Regions from separate parts of the Mus musculus genome. Here region 2 is linked to region 1. Evidence: chromatin loops called from intact Hi-C (ENCODE). Cell type or tissue: left cerebral cortex. All regions are shown on one strand. Each heading gives the region's core, and the rest is flanking DNA. Links, peaks and the distances in the headings are about the cores only.

Evidence for each region. A loop is a pair of places that touch in the nucleus more often than their neighbours do. Peaks named below come from ENCODE experiments on the same cell type or tissue, not always from the same donor. Only the 100,000 strongest peaks of a DNase experiment are listed, where the experiment ranks them.
Region 2: a loop joins it to region 1, with 1.9 times the contacts of the local background. A loop is called at or near these places in 1 of 42 quality-filtered maps.

Annotation. Positions count from the first base shown.
Region 1 is chr17:80,705,644-80,712,894 of GRCm38, reverse strand. The region is part of intron 1 of Map4k3 (mitogen-activated protein kinase kinase kinase kinase 3); the gene reads left to right. Among named protein-coding and RNA genes, the nearest start is that of Map4k3, 19 kb to the left of the region's middle. In left cerebral cortex, for the core only: no CTCF peak of the experiment used is centred there; DNase peaks (open chromatin) are centred at 2,475, 2,806 and 5,165; H3K4me3 peaks cover 581 bases; H3K27ac peaks cover 3,038 bases.
Region 2 is chr17:80,640,676-80,647,926 of GRCm38, reverse strand. Map4k3 (mitogen-activated protein kinase kinase kinase kinase 3) reads left to right here. Exons shown (of 34, transcript NM_001290345.1): 9 at 3,082-3,213; 10 at 3,373-3,435; 11 at 3,519-3,600; 12 at 3,685-3,795. Among named protein-coding and RNA genes, the nearest start is that of Cdkl4, 67 kb to the right of the region's middle. In left cerebral cortex, for the core only: no CTCF peak of the experiment used is centred there; a DNase peak (open chromatin) is centred at 3,098; H3K27ac peaks cover 549 bases.

The sequences.
Region 1 (7,251 bases), core at 1,213-5,212:
GGAAGATTTCAACTTGCAGGCCAGTTTGGGCTTATATAGCAAAACCCCATTTCAAATAAACAATAAAAAATTGGATTGCTTGCTTTTGCTTTGCTGTTGTTAATTTTAAGAGTTTAATTTTGGGTCCATGTCTGTTACTAAGTAGTATTTGCAAAGGTCTCCCCCTTTGTCTTGTCTTTTCATTCTCGTAATGTCTATGTCAGACCTGGATTTTCTAGTATGTTATCTCTGTAGCTTTGCATTTTTATCTCTGTAATTTACTTTGAATGGATTTTTGTCAGAGGTATAAGATCTGGGTGTGCATTGGTGGGTGGGCATGGTGTGAGAGTTCTAGGTCCAGAACCATTTGATGCAAAGACTTTCTTTGTGTAGCTTTTGTTCCTTTGTGAAGGCCAGCTGGCTGTATTGGTGTGGATCTATTTCTGGGTACGTATATTAGTGTGCAACCCTGTAACAAATACCAGTGACAAAGTAGCCATGCTTTGATTGAATTGATTGAATGGCTTAAACAACAGAAAATTATTTCTGGCCAGAATTCCAGAGATGACCTCTTCATAGGGTGGTTTCTTGTGTGGAGTCTTTTGCAGGCGTACAGAAGGTCCTTCTCCTGGTGTCGTTGTGTGGCAAAGGGGCAGTGGTGTGGAGTTAGATGTAGCTGACTGAGGAGGTAATGACTGGGAGAAGCCCTTGAGTTTAGTCGCTACTGCCGCCTGTGGAGTCATTTTCTTGGACTGGTTAGCAATGAATAATCATTTGATGGTGAGAGGAGGAGGTGACACCTTCTGTAGTTGATTGCCAAGGAGTTTGGCCCTGCTGTTTCCTTCCAGTTCCAAGTTATTTTGTCTCTCTGTTGGTCCCTAAGGTTTTTGTTCAACAATTGGTTGACCCCAGCTAGATCCCAAGGAGGCCAGGTAAAAGCAGTTATAGGACTTACTCATTTAATCACAGCATTTAGGTAATAGGGAACATTTTTTGAATAAATATTACATTATGTGACTCTCAGTAAACATAAACAATTCTTACAGTCCATGACCATATAAGAAAGACTCTTTAGGGGAGAGAGGTGGAAGTTGTTTTTTAAAGTATGGTTTAGAGTTAGTGGGTAAGTAGAAGAACGTTGTATTAGAGGTAAGTCTTGCAGGGGAGGGCCTTATGAACTGTGAGCAAGAAGGGCTTGCGCTGGTTGGTACTGGTCAGAGCGTTTTGCGGGGAGTGGATGTGAAGGGCTTGTTTGAGTATTGGTCAAACTAAAAGAAATTATTTGTTTTAGAGAATGGTGACATAAACTGAATATTAATAAGGAAAGTCATAGCAAATACATGCACTGAAAACTGTGTGTCGGGTGTGGCTTCATAGGTGTTCTTGCTCTAATGTGCCCCTTAAAGCTAGGGAAGGTGAAGTCGTCGGTGACTAGAGGTCAGGTAGGCGTAAGGTCTCAGTGAGAGCAGAGGTTGAGCTCCGAGTGAACTTCAGGTCCTCTTTGCTGCAGATCTTAGGTTTTCTTGTGTTGAGCTAGACCAGAATACAGCTTGCCATATAGTTTGCAGAGTGTAAATTAGACATGATAAAGAAAAGGACCATTGAAGATGTTCCAACAGAATTGAAGGGAGAGAGCTACTGATAGGCAGGGCCTGTTTATTTCTTAGCTCCTTGGGAGAATGGGTATAGGTGGTGGCCTCTAGTCTTTCAGATAAATTCCATGTTTCCTGGAATGTGGCACAGCAGGTCAAGCGTTAGATCAATGACAGAGCATTGTTGTCTGATTGAGGCCCTAAGGACCTGGATGGAGAGAGAAACTAAATGAAGCAAGATGTGGAGTTAGACCTCCATAGATTGAGGTATGTCTCTGGTAGAAAGCTGCCCTCTTGGGCCATTTCTCAGGAAGTGCTGTGTGGAGTTGGAAGAGTGGTGAGATGACAGCAGAAAAGACACAGCAAGGGAGGGAAGACACATCTTTGGCCTAAGTTGTCAAGCCGTGGGTCTTTCCTAACCTTTTTATTTTGAGCGTCCAAAGGAATTTATGACTCATGGATTAAGGTGCCCGTTGCAGTTTTATGTTTGTACCCTGTGCTGTGGGTACACCTGTTTGTGGAAGTTGTAGTGCTGGGTTTGCTATTGCAGGTCACTGTTTCCTGATGAAACAGGGAAGAGAGCGCTGCATATCCAAGGGAAGTGAGTGAGTACAGATAGTGTATCCATCTCAGTGCCTGAGGACTGGGTGCATGTTGTAGAAGGCTGCCCCTTGAGCATAGCAGCCAGGAAGCTCTGGCTCCTTAGGAAGAAGCTGGGACTGCTTGGGAGTAACCATGGAGCTTGGGCCTGTCGACTTCCCCTCATGAAAAGAGCCGGGCGGGCGTACCTGAGGCCTCAGCTACCCCACACTGCACGCCTCCTGCAGCAGCCGTGTGTGTCTCTGCCTGAATTGCTCAGAGCATAGAGTCAGACAGAGCCAGAGTCCGTAGAGGGGAGCTGAGGAGGAGGCTCCATCTGCTCGGCTCCTGCAGTCCATGCTGCGCTGAGGCTTTGCTGACCACCCACACTGCTGTAAATGAGTTAGCCCAGGAAACTCGCTGGCTTGCAGAGCTGGGCTGGGCTTGGTGCTCCTTTAGGTCTCCTGTCTGTCTCCTCTCTCCCTTACTCCTGAGAGGCAGTTAAAGTGTGGGCAGCGCAGACCCCAGTATTACGATGCTCTCTCCCCTCTCTGCTCCTTGGGGTGTTGGTTTGTTTGCTCGTTTTTTGTCCCTCACCCCCATCCCAGTCCTCTGGTCCTCCCACTGCTGAGAACCGAGCAAGAGCGGAAGGCCTGCGGCAGAGCTGTGCTGGCTTTCCAGGCTGGCAGCGCTGTCATTTCTCTTCCCCAGCGCTCTGCCGATTCTGAGGACTGCGGCTCTGGTTAGTGCTGGCACGGAGCCCGCATGCCAGGAATCCGGGAATCATGGAACATGCTTTGATTTTGGATGCAAAGATTTTTTTTTCTTCTTCTTCCAGTAAAACTGTGGCTACAGGAGGTTTGACAATCTCTTTTCTTCTCCCAAAACCCAAAATTGGATGTTTCTGTAAATTGCTGGGCAGGGCTGCTATTTTTGCTTTTTGTTTTATTGTTTGTGTTGAGTTTCTTAAACACTTTCTGTCATATTATGAGGCAATACTTGAATCAAACTTAGGAAATATTTCCATAACAATTTACATTGTTTTTATGAAAAGTGATATAAAAGACCCTTTAGGCAATGTTTTTTTATGAATAAAGTTTTGCCACTTTTGGCAGGCTTTGGGGCAGTATCAGGGAAGTAACGTTTCACTTCCTGGAGTAAAGATGTATAATTTTTGCAACATTCTCTGCAAAAACTATGCATTTCAGGCACTGTACTTGACCCCAAGGTCTAGCTAGGCCCCTGGTCTACTGTACCCTGAGCCTCAGAACTCAGGGAAGACTTCGGTGTTTATCTGGCTAAGATTTAAAACATTAAAATTTTAAATAGTTTAATTAGGATTAAGACAAGAGATTTTTTTTAAAATCTCTTTTGAATTGTACAGATTGAGTCGCACATAAGAGATGCTCACTTTATCCCGTGCTCCCTCTCCGGATTCTTCTTTTGTCAAGTTCCCATAATACATTCCTTACAACCAAGTCCTCACGCTGCTCCACTGCTCCTCACTGTTGCCCTGCCCGTGCCTCTCTGCCGTGCTAGGGTCCCATCTCCGGTACCGATACAGTTCACTAGCAGGTTTGGTTACATGGACTGCTCTGGCCTGTAACAGTTTTGCAGACTTTTTCTTTGTGTTTTAATGACCTTGAAGGTGGCAGGTTAGATGGAAGTCATGGAGCTAGGGTGCCCGCCCGCCTGCGTGGTCAGCAGGGGCTTGTCACTCACAGTGTTTACATTTGTCACCTGGCACCCAGTGTTTGCCCAGCCTGTGCATAGCTCTTCATAGCTGTGATTCCAAGGGCGTGCCTTTCACACCCCTTGGAAGAAAGTCTCATACTGGGGATGGGCAGTTAGGCTTCAGCCACCACTTTTAAGCCAGGTGTAACTATGTATAGCTGTGCCTTTGCCCTGTTAACTGTATTTGTTGTTGATGCTGGGGCTGTGCCTCAGATGTCACCTATGCTAAATACATATTCTTGCTGTGCTATTTAGTCCCCAGTTTGCTTATTCAATTTCTTTATGAGTGTGGATTGATGGCTACAGTGCACAGCTACATACTTCATTGGAATTTAACTGCATCTGTTTGTTCTGTGTCTTTTTATACATCCACACCATATTGTTTTTAACACATTCTGGCATTTTATTTTTTAATATTTTTGGGCATGACAACATACTTAGGCTCATCTGTAAATGCTTTGCTGTGGCCTAGAATCAGGCGTTTCTCAATAAGCCATGGTTCTTCTTACTGGTATCAGACAACCAAGGTATAGAGTGCTTGCCTTCCTTTCATGACGCCCAGGTCTCACTCTCCTGCGTTACCCCTCCACAAAACAAGCAAAACAAAAAACCTTGAAAATTGTGCTCTGGGTCTGTTCCTTGCTGTTGGACTGCCTTGCTTCTAGGTGCTCTCTCTCAGCTGGTGTGTGTGTGTGTGTGTGTGTGTGTGTGTGTGTGTGAAGTGTCTGAGCCATGTAAATACAGGTACCTGTAAACTTTTTGGTTTTTTGAGACAAGGTCTTGCTATGTACACAAGACTGGCTTTGAAATTACAGAGCTCTGCCTGCCTCTGCCTCCTGAGTGCTGGATTCAAAGGTGTGCTCTACCATGTCCAGCTATATAAATAGTTCTGTATCCATCTCTGTGCATTTTAGCCTAACTGAATTCATAATAGTCTCTTTATTCTAGTACGTGATGGTTCCTGCCAGCCTTCCCTTTGCTATCTGTCACCCCCATCTTCAGTAGGGAGAAACCTGGCTCCCATATTTGTTCAGTTCCAGTATACATATTCTATATATAATATACAGTTTCCATATAGTAACCAATTTTAGTGTTAATGCATTGCTGTGAAGTGAGTACTTCATTCTAACTTACAGATAGAGGGATTTGTGGGGAATGTAAGTGACTTCCCAAGGCCCCACAGTCAGTAAGGAAGTACACTAGAGTTGAGCCCAGACAGACAGCCAGACTGACAGGAGCGGGTGTGTAGACCGTGGACCTCCGCAACCTGCACTGTTGCTTCTTGTATATATTTTTTAAAAGGTTTTTGTTTTTCTAAGGAATTGGGGGTTTGGAAACAATCTAGACAATTTAAGATCCCCCCAGGAAGTGAGGCGGAATGGCAGTTAGGAAAGGTAGGCAGACAGAAGAAAACTTTTTTGAAGAGAGACAAAGTGAGATTGTACTTGCAAGAACAGGAGTTTATGCTTTTGAAAATGTTCTGGAGTAAAAATATAGCCAGTGTTTCTTTTTCTCTCTCTCTCTGAAGCGTTCCATGCTGATTGCCAGATCACTGCTTCTTTCTGGTGGAAGCATGTGGCTGGCACCCTCCTCACAGATGCCTCTTCACAGAGGGAAAGGAGGAGGTCAGCACTGCAGTTAGCAAAGGCGTTGGTTGGGTTGGCGGCTGGTCAAAACCAACTTGTTTGAAGGGATTTCGTTATTAATGTACAAGAGCCATCTTATCTATATTCTGTGTACTTGTTTAGTGTTTAGTTTTATTAGCTTTTATATAGAAGACCTTAGTCACTCTGGAGTTTGCTTTCAAACTCTGGAGTTTTGCCCCCTCCCTTCACCCCTGTAGCATCTGACTTAGATTTAATAGTTTTGTTGAGGAGACAGCTCCTAAAGCCTGTTACCCAATGAGTGTAATTCAGGGTTGCATTTAAAGACCAAGTGCTGTTCATCTGTAATTCTATTTTTATATTAACTCCTCCTAATTAACACCAACAGTGATCATCGTGTCTGATAGTTATGTCTGGGGTGATGGCTCAGGGGTAGAACGCCTGATTGTGCAAATTCCTAGGTCCTTACTCTGAACAGAAACTTAAGAGGGAGGGAGAGGAAAAAGGAGGGCAGGAGGGAAGAAAAGCAAGGAGGAGGAGAAGGGGGGAGTGACTGGACTGTGGCTCTGTTGGGTCCCCCGTGGAAGGATGCACACAGTGGAAGGAAGGGAGGATGCACATAGTGGAAGGGAGGATACACACAGCTGCCTCCATCTCACCACCGTTCCCTTTTCCTTCCTCCTCTTGCCGGCTGCTTTTCTCCCACTGACTTTGTAGCAGCTCTACTCTCATAGCCTGCTTCCACTAAGTCAAAATTAAATAGAAGCAAGACGTTGCGAATCACCTTGTCAGCAAATAGATGAAAGTTCCTTTTCTGTACTGCGTGTGGAGGGGGTTAGACTTCTTCTATTGCTTCAGTTTTGAAGAAAGCTGACCATACATCCTGATTTTTGTCCACTGTTCTACTGTGAGCAAGTGGCCTATTCTTTGGAGCTCTGAGGGCCACAGCTGTCAGATCGCCTCTCACTCTGAGGTGTGTCATTTACAGAAGAGAAAACCTGGCTATCAACTATATCTAAGTTATGGATTGTTGCAAGTAGCTCAGAGTTATAGTTTCTTGAATGTCTCAATAAAAGAAGGAAAATGACGTGGTGAGGGTACATAAGATTACGTTTGAAGCTGCAGTTTAATTTTGGGTGAATTACTCCTTATACAGTGCGTTAGGATTCCCACAGCACTCACTTTCCATCAGAAGCTTCTAAGGGTCAGGCTGGTGCCCATGGTGCCCAGCGTGAAAGAGCTGGGGTATGTTAGGTAGGGCAGGAAGAGCAGGGTGGGCTGTGGGCGTACTTTCTAAGAAGCGTTGCGGAGGGGCTGCAGGGATGCTATGGCTGACTAATTGAGTGCTTGCTGTACAGTCGTGAAGACTGCAGTCCGATCCCTGCACGCACAGAGCAAGCTACATGTCCCTCAAACACTGGTAACTCCAACTTCAGTGACAGTGACACCCTCCTTTAGCCTCTGGAGTGCACCCACACATACATGGCTACACGTCACACACATGCATGTAGAAATAAATAACATCTTTTTAAAAATTACTGAAGCATTTCTGAAGAAAATGTAATCTTGAAATGTTTGCCTAGCATTTTACAAGCAAAGGTGTTTCTGAAATGTGCGTTTATTTTTCCCAGAGTAGTTTCTGCAGAGAGGACGATAGATTCCAGTTTAAAGTCTAAAATCTAAAACAGTGATTAGGATAGGCAGGGAGGTGTCATTTAAAGTAGGGATGGGATGTCTTCTCCATCATTTGCTGTACAGATGTT
Region 2 (7,251 bases), core at 1,404-5,403, 65 kb after region 1:
GGAGGTATTTCTCTGGTGTTGACATGGTTGTCTCTCTGCTGCATTTCTTCCTGCTCTCTCTGGGATGTCTAAAGTCATGCCTCAGGCCACTTGAATCAACCCACAAGTTTTCTCTTTTTCTCCCACTTCATTTTTTTGGAAGTTTGTTTTTGTTTGTTTTTCTTTGAGGTTGGATTTCATTATGAAGATCTGGCTGTCCTGAAACTGACTGAAACCAGGCTGGCCTTGAACTCACAGAGATCTGCCTGCCTCAGCTTCCCAAGTATTGGGATAAAAGGCATGACCCACTCCAAACTAACTCTCCCACTTAAAGAAAATATGCTATGTTCAAGATTAAGGTGAATCTCTGCGAGTCCAAGGCTAGCCTGGTGGTCTGTCTACAGAGCAAATTGCAGGTCTGCCAGTGTTTCAGAGTTGAGAGAGACAAAAAAAAAAAACCCTCATGTTTCTGTGGGAATTTCTCAGCATTTTAGGTTCATACTTGCACGATGGAGGCTTCCATCGAAAGTTTAAAAATCATTGTATGTTAGTTCATACCAAAGAGCAAGATGCTATAAGCCAGTTCTAGAACTGGGGATGGTATATATCCCTACAGTCCCAGTTTGGGGGAGACTGAGGCAGGAGACTCATTGGAGCCTGAGAGGTTGAGGACAGCCTGGAGCGAATTGAGCCTGTCTCAGAATATGAAAGCAAAGCAGACTCACATCACAGTGTACGGTAAAGGCGAGGTATGGGCCTGGTGGTTAATGTTCCCAAAGTGGACAGGCAGTGTTCTGTTCACAGACCTGCACAATTCCTGAGTGATCCCGTCATATTCCTACTTGTGCTGTGCATACAAGGACTGATTTCTGGGGCTCAGACGGTGACAGCAGGAGTCTGGGATTAATTATTGACACTTCAATGCCTTTCCTATCCTCAGCCAGCCTCAACCTGATTTTGTTAGTTTGTAACTCTACAGCATGTGGGTGGAGTCTCTGAGGCTAATCAGCTGTGAGTTCTCATCGTCTGCCTCCTTGGATTCCCTCATCTTGCTGTGTGATTTCATACTCCCTTTTAGTCTCTGTATCTCTAGGTAAGGTGTGTCTCCTAGGACCTCAAAGGGTATGTGTGTATGTTTCTCCTTATTCTGCTTTTCACTTATGGTTTGCTCTTAGAGAAGGAAGAGCTAGGATTTGAAGACAATGCATTACTCTTTCCAAGTACTCTCTGTCCAGTGTGTCTTTAAGCATCTAGAAGAACACCCACGTCTCAGGAGTCTCACCTGATTCTGTGCACATGCCTGGCTACTGTTTGCGCATGAGGACTGATCTTTCCATTCGGCTGTAAAGTGGTGAATACCTTAGAGCTTGTGGAGCTGTGCTTAGGCGAGGTTGGGTAACAGTCCTTCTCTGTCTCTGTCTAGCACAATGCCTTTCCCACCTTTATCTAAGAATACAGAATCTCCCTTGCAAAGTGATTAAGAATTAGTCAGGAAAGCCTGCTGAGGCAGGAGAACTGAGAGTTAGTGGTAAGTGTGCCCTTGGACATCTCCTGTGTGGTGGTGGAGCTGGCCCTTACTCAGCAGCCTTTGGTGGAGGGCCAAGGCCTTCCCTCCCTTTGAGCTGGTCACACTTTCCAGTGTACAGTTCTGTGATGGATGAACATCAAGATAAAACAGACCGCCGCCATCGGGAACATTTTCTGTTCCCGCCCTCCCTCTGGGGACTCCTGTGGCTCTGCTGCCCCTTCCCCAGACGTCCTGGTCCTGCGTATGGGGTCCCAGCTTGTGGAGCTGTCACAGTTCTTTGTGACACTTGTGCTCTTGCCTTTGTTGAAGGCATTTGGTTGTCTTTATAAACTTGTCTTGAACAGTTTTCTAAAACTCACTTTCATTTTGGTCATAGCTTAGTCTTCTTACCTTTGTAATAAGGGTGTTCGTTGGATTCATTGTGTGTGTGTGTGTGTGTGTGTGTGTGTGTGTGTGTGTGTGTGTGTGTGCACGTGCCCGCGCAGTAGCCAGCACACCTGACACATGGCTCGTAGGTGAGCGGGCACAGGTGACTTAGTGGAAGGAGAAGCACCACCCGCACTTTGGCTGCTGTGACACTGGCTGGCAGGCTGTGCTGGGAGAGGGCTGTGCTCTCTGAGGTCAGGGGCTGAGTGCTGCCCGCCCTCTAGGCTCCCCTCTCCTGTAGCCATGGTCAAGCTGCCTGTAGTTAAGCCCCAGCACTCTTTACATTACTGTCCTTGCCATGATTTGAATTTCCAGGAGGGAGATTTTGAGATCAAATTGCTTTTAAGAGCAAGTGTTTTGAAAGTTGCCGGTTTTTTAGTTTTATTGTAACTGAGCCGACTCCCCTGCGGTCGTGCGTGTGTAAGGCGTCCACTCGATGCTCTTTGGAACTGGAAGAGTTCCATGTTTATCTCAGTTGTTTCCAAAACTGGTTTGGGATTTCAAAGTTTGTGTATTTGAAAACTGATCATTTAAACAAGTCATTAGACTTAAACAGTAGCAAAGTTAAAAGGAATTAAAACGTTATCAAATTTGTAATTTCTCTCTGAACAAAATATTTTTAAAAAGAGGCACGCGTTTTGATAACTTTTCCATTATTGTAATGTAAACTTTTTAATTAAAAGCATTCAAAAGCTTATAGTAAATATAAACTAAATGCAAAATGTGAAAATTCTTGGTGCCCCAAGAAATGGTGACTGAGAGCAGTGGCTAGGCTGCAGGGTAGAGCTATAGGCATCGGATGAAACAGTTACGACCATTGGTTACAAAGGTTCTCTCCTTTATGGAATTTTGGGGAAGTCTTCCAGATGAGAACAACTCTGGGTCAGACACTGTCATCCTGGTAACTTTTCATAAACTTTGTAGTGTAGCCAACTGATGAAGCCGTCACTGGGGAGGCTGAGGCGTCTTCCAGGAGACATCAAGAATTTGAGGAAAGTGGGTCTGTTAAATATGGTAGATCTATTTTCAGACATCAAAGGACTAAACAGAATTCAATGTAGCTGTTAGTGAGTCTGTGCCTCTGGTAAGGTGCGCACAGGAAAGCACACTAAACACGAGGTTTGTGTGTCCTGGCTTATTTCCTGCAGGATGGCCCCAGAAGTCGCGGCTGTTGAGAGGAAAGGCGGGTACAATCAACTGTGTGACCTCTGGGCGGTGGGCATCACTGCCATCGAGCTGGCGGAGCTCCAGCCACCCATGTTTGACCTTCACCCGATGAGGTCAGTGTGCCTACGGCAAGCCCACGCTGACTAAAGCTTATTTAGTGTGTGGTGGGTCGGCTTTACCCTTGCTGGGAGTCTATAGGAATGTGTTCCTTCCTGTCCTGAGAATGAATGGGAGGTGTTAACTCTGTGCAAAACGTTTTATGTGTTTTTCAGGGCATTGTTTCTAATGACAAAAAGCAATTTCCAGCCTCCTAAACTAAAAGATAAGTTGAAGTGGTAAGTAACTGTTTATTGACTTTCATAGCAATGTGAGCAAAACGGAAGTTAAAATGCAGGAGTTTAATTTCATCCTTTCTTAGGTCAAATAGTTTCCATCATTTTGTGAAGATGGCTCTTACCAAAAATCCAAAGAAAAGACCCAATGCAGAAAAGCTGTTACAGGTATTGTTTTACCCTGAAACATTCATTTTCTTTCACAAGGTCAGATGTTTAACCAATGTCTAAAGTGTTCTGTGTGTTTTCTAGCATCCCTTTGTCACACAGCCTCTGACACGGTCTTTGGCAATCGAGTTGCTGGACAAAGTGAATAATCCAGACCATTCCACATACCACGATTTTGATGATGATGACCCAGAGGTAGGAATTGTTTTCACTAACTAGTACACGTAACTCTGTGTGTGTGTGCGTGTGTGTGCGTGTGTGTGTGTGTGTGAGTGTGTGTGAGAATAAAAGAATCATCTTTTTGATCTAGCTTAAACAAACTATTATTTTGTGAGGGTGACCAATTCTTCGTCCTGGGAAGTCATATTGGTCACTTGATGACATTTGTGGAAGAAGGCAAAGGCAAGCTGATTTAATACATATAAAGTCACTAGTTAGTTCAGAGTGGCCATGTAGGCATTTAATACATATAAAGTCACTAGTCACTTCAGAGTGGCCATGTAGGCATTTAATACATATAAAGTCACTAGTTAGTTCAGAGTGGTCATGTAGGCATTTAATACATATAAAGTCACTAGTCACTTCAGAGTGGCCATGTAGGCATTTAATGCATATAAAGTCACTAGTCACTTCAGAGTGGCCATGTAGGCTGCTTAGTCATCAGATGAGAAGCAACGCATGCCCTAGCCTTCCTGAAAGAACCCGTGTACCAGACTTCATAAGATACTGGGAGTTGGCTAAGATAGAATTGATGTGTTAGCAACTAAAACCATGATTCTCTCCTGTGGAAATAAAAACAAGCCAGCATGTATGCAGATATAAAGTTACCCTGACATGACAGGAACACTGGTATTAGTGGAAACCCATCTCTGTCAGCTTAAGAAAGCTGTGTGCCTGATCCCAACTCAGTATATGTGGCACAGCCAAGTTCTCTTCCTGCCTTCAGTCTGACTGCAAGGAACTCACAATGGTGAGTTGTGACTTGAAAGGCCATGGAAGGAAAAGAATTCTCTAAACAGGTAGATGTCAGATTGTCCTCGGGGACAGCCTTTGTCAATTCACCCTTGTCCTAGGTCACCATGTTCATACACTAATAATAGGCTCTCTCTTCTTAATAAGTTTTGAAAGGGAGTTGGAAGTATGAAAGTTAAGTGTGAAGTATATTTGATCTAATACTTGGGAGAAAATTGGTTTCAGTTATTTTGTGTAATTTTAGGAAACTTGGCTTTATACATTTAATTAGTCCTACATATGCAGGGTAGAGAGGCTGTAGCCTCTAGGCCAGGGTTGGGTACATGCTTGTAATCCCAGCACTTGGGGCTTGGAGGTGCTGAAGAGGAAGACTGTAAGTTCAAGGACCCTAGACCATGTAAGCTGAAATCCCGCAGTCTTAATAATCATGGGAATACTTGAGTTTTCCATGAGATTTTAAATTTTTGTCAAAACATTAACTCTTAGTATCAATTATATATATATATATATATATATATATATATATATATATATATATATATATATGGAAATAGATAATATTATGTAGTATTTAAGAATAATAGGAAGTAAAGCTAGTATTTGTGTATTTTATTTTCATTTTGAAAAATAATGTAGACCACTCAGCATCCAGCAGTCTGCTGAGCAGTAGCTACCCAGTCTCACCTTGTCCTGTGACTTCATGACACAGAGCAACAATGCTTTGATGCCATAGTCCTTTCTGCGTCTCCTTTCTAGTCACAGTCATGTTGGGATCCTGTGGTTTATATAGCAGTTGGTGAGCTGAAAATTAGGGATGGGGTTGTTCTTTGTGCAGTTACAGCTAGCATACTGTAGGAACCAAAGTCTGAGCCACATTGTAAGGAGCTGGTATCATTAAGAGCACGGTCACTGGGAAGTCATGCATGCCAACCCTGCAGGGCAAGGACCATTGCTTACTGCAGTGCAGGGCATTTGTATTAATGTCCTAGCTCAGCCTACTTGTAACTCAGCATGTCTGTTTTGAACTGTGTCCAAAGGCACAGGCACTATGCAGGAGGAATATTCTAAGTGTACCATGCAGCAGCAAAGGTGGGGGGTGTGGCACTTCACTTCATGATATAGATGTTTTCTGCAGCCGTGCATAGACCTCTTTAATTGAGACAAGTCTCCACGTATGTTCCAGGCTGCCTTGATCTCCCAGGCAAGCCTCAAGCCTGCAGTCCTTCTGCTTTGGCCTCCTGAACAACTGGGATGACAAGGCTGTGCCACCAGCCTCGACTCGGATCCTATTTAGTTTGCCTTACTGAGTCCAATAAGAACTTGAGCTTAGTGTTAATGAATTACATTTTCTTCTAAGAGCTGTCTCCAGCAGTGAGAGCCTCAAGGGGAGCCTTTCCCGTACAGGAAACTTGCTAGGCGTTGTTATCACCTGAGATGGATGCTACATCCTCTTCAGGTGGAGGATGGAGCTGCTGAGGGTTTCAAACATGGTCTCGTGAACCCCTCCGTTTGTGAGACCCCCGTGATTTCTGTAAGTGCAGGGGCTTATCCCTAGGATGCTTTTCTTAGGGGCAGTGGCTTAGGTTACCCTCAGTCCTTAGCTTGGTCTCAGTTCTAACAGAAGGGAAGAACAGAGGAAAACTGAGTCAAAGGGAGGAAATATGTCTCCTGACAAACAGATTGTCACGCTGCTTCAGCATCACTTCCTGCGTTGCTCTCTTGCTCACTTGGTGGAAACGGCTGCAGCAGATTTTCTTTAATCACAGGTTTCCCCTCCACCACAGAGAAAGCTGGTCGCAGCCTTTAAACAACCATTGGATTATGGAACTGTTCAGTTTTGAATGTTAGTTTATGTTTGGCCCAGTGAACATTATTGGGAAGCTACTATGGATGACATACATTCCCTAGTCTTTAAAAGGTCTGTCTGAGGAGTAAGAAAAGAGAGCAGCCAACTCTCTATTAAGGAAACCAGAAACAGTCTATTAGAGACCTCAGAGACATTTCCTGTGAGAGACCTCAGAGATGGTGTTTCAGAAAAACTGACACTGTTGGGCACAGTGTGATTTGAGGGAGGCGTAGGAAAGGAACCTAAGATTAAAAACCTCAGGACCTGGGGTTGGGATTTAGCTCAGTGGTAGAGTGCTTGCCCAGCAAGCACAAGGCCCTGGGTTTGGTCCTCAGTTCTGAAGACAAAATAACAAAAAAAGCCTCAGGACCATTCTTCTAATGATGTGTATGTATGCATGTCTGTGCCCAGAGGTGTCAGGTCCCCTTGGGGCTGGAGTTACAGGCGGTTGTTAGCCACCCAATATGGGTGCCAGGAATGGAATTCCCATATCTAAATGCTTGAGTTCTGTGTTTAAATACTCTTTATCCTTGAATAATATCCATGAACAATGATTGCAATCAAGGCCAGCTTATAAGTGGTTAAGAAGACATAGTGTGAACTAACCCGATGGCCCTGAGGGTAAAGCACTTGCTGCTCAAACCTGAGTCCCATCCCAGAACCCGCCTGGGAGACCTGACTCCCAGACATGCATCATACATGCACATACTCACATGCACGCAATGATAACAGTAAGCCTCACCACCACCATCATCATCATCATTTTTAAAGAAGATAACTGTACATGTTTGTTCTTCCATTTGCTGAGTTCCTATGACAGTGGGTTTTTTTTT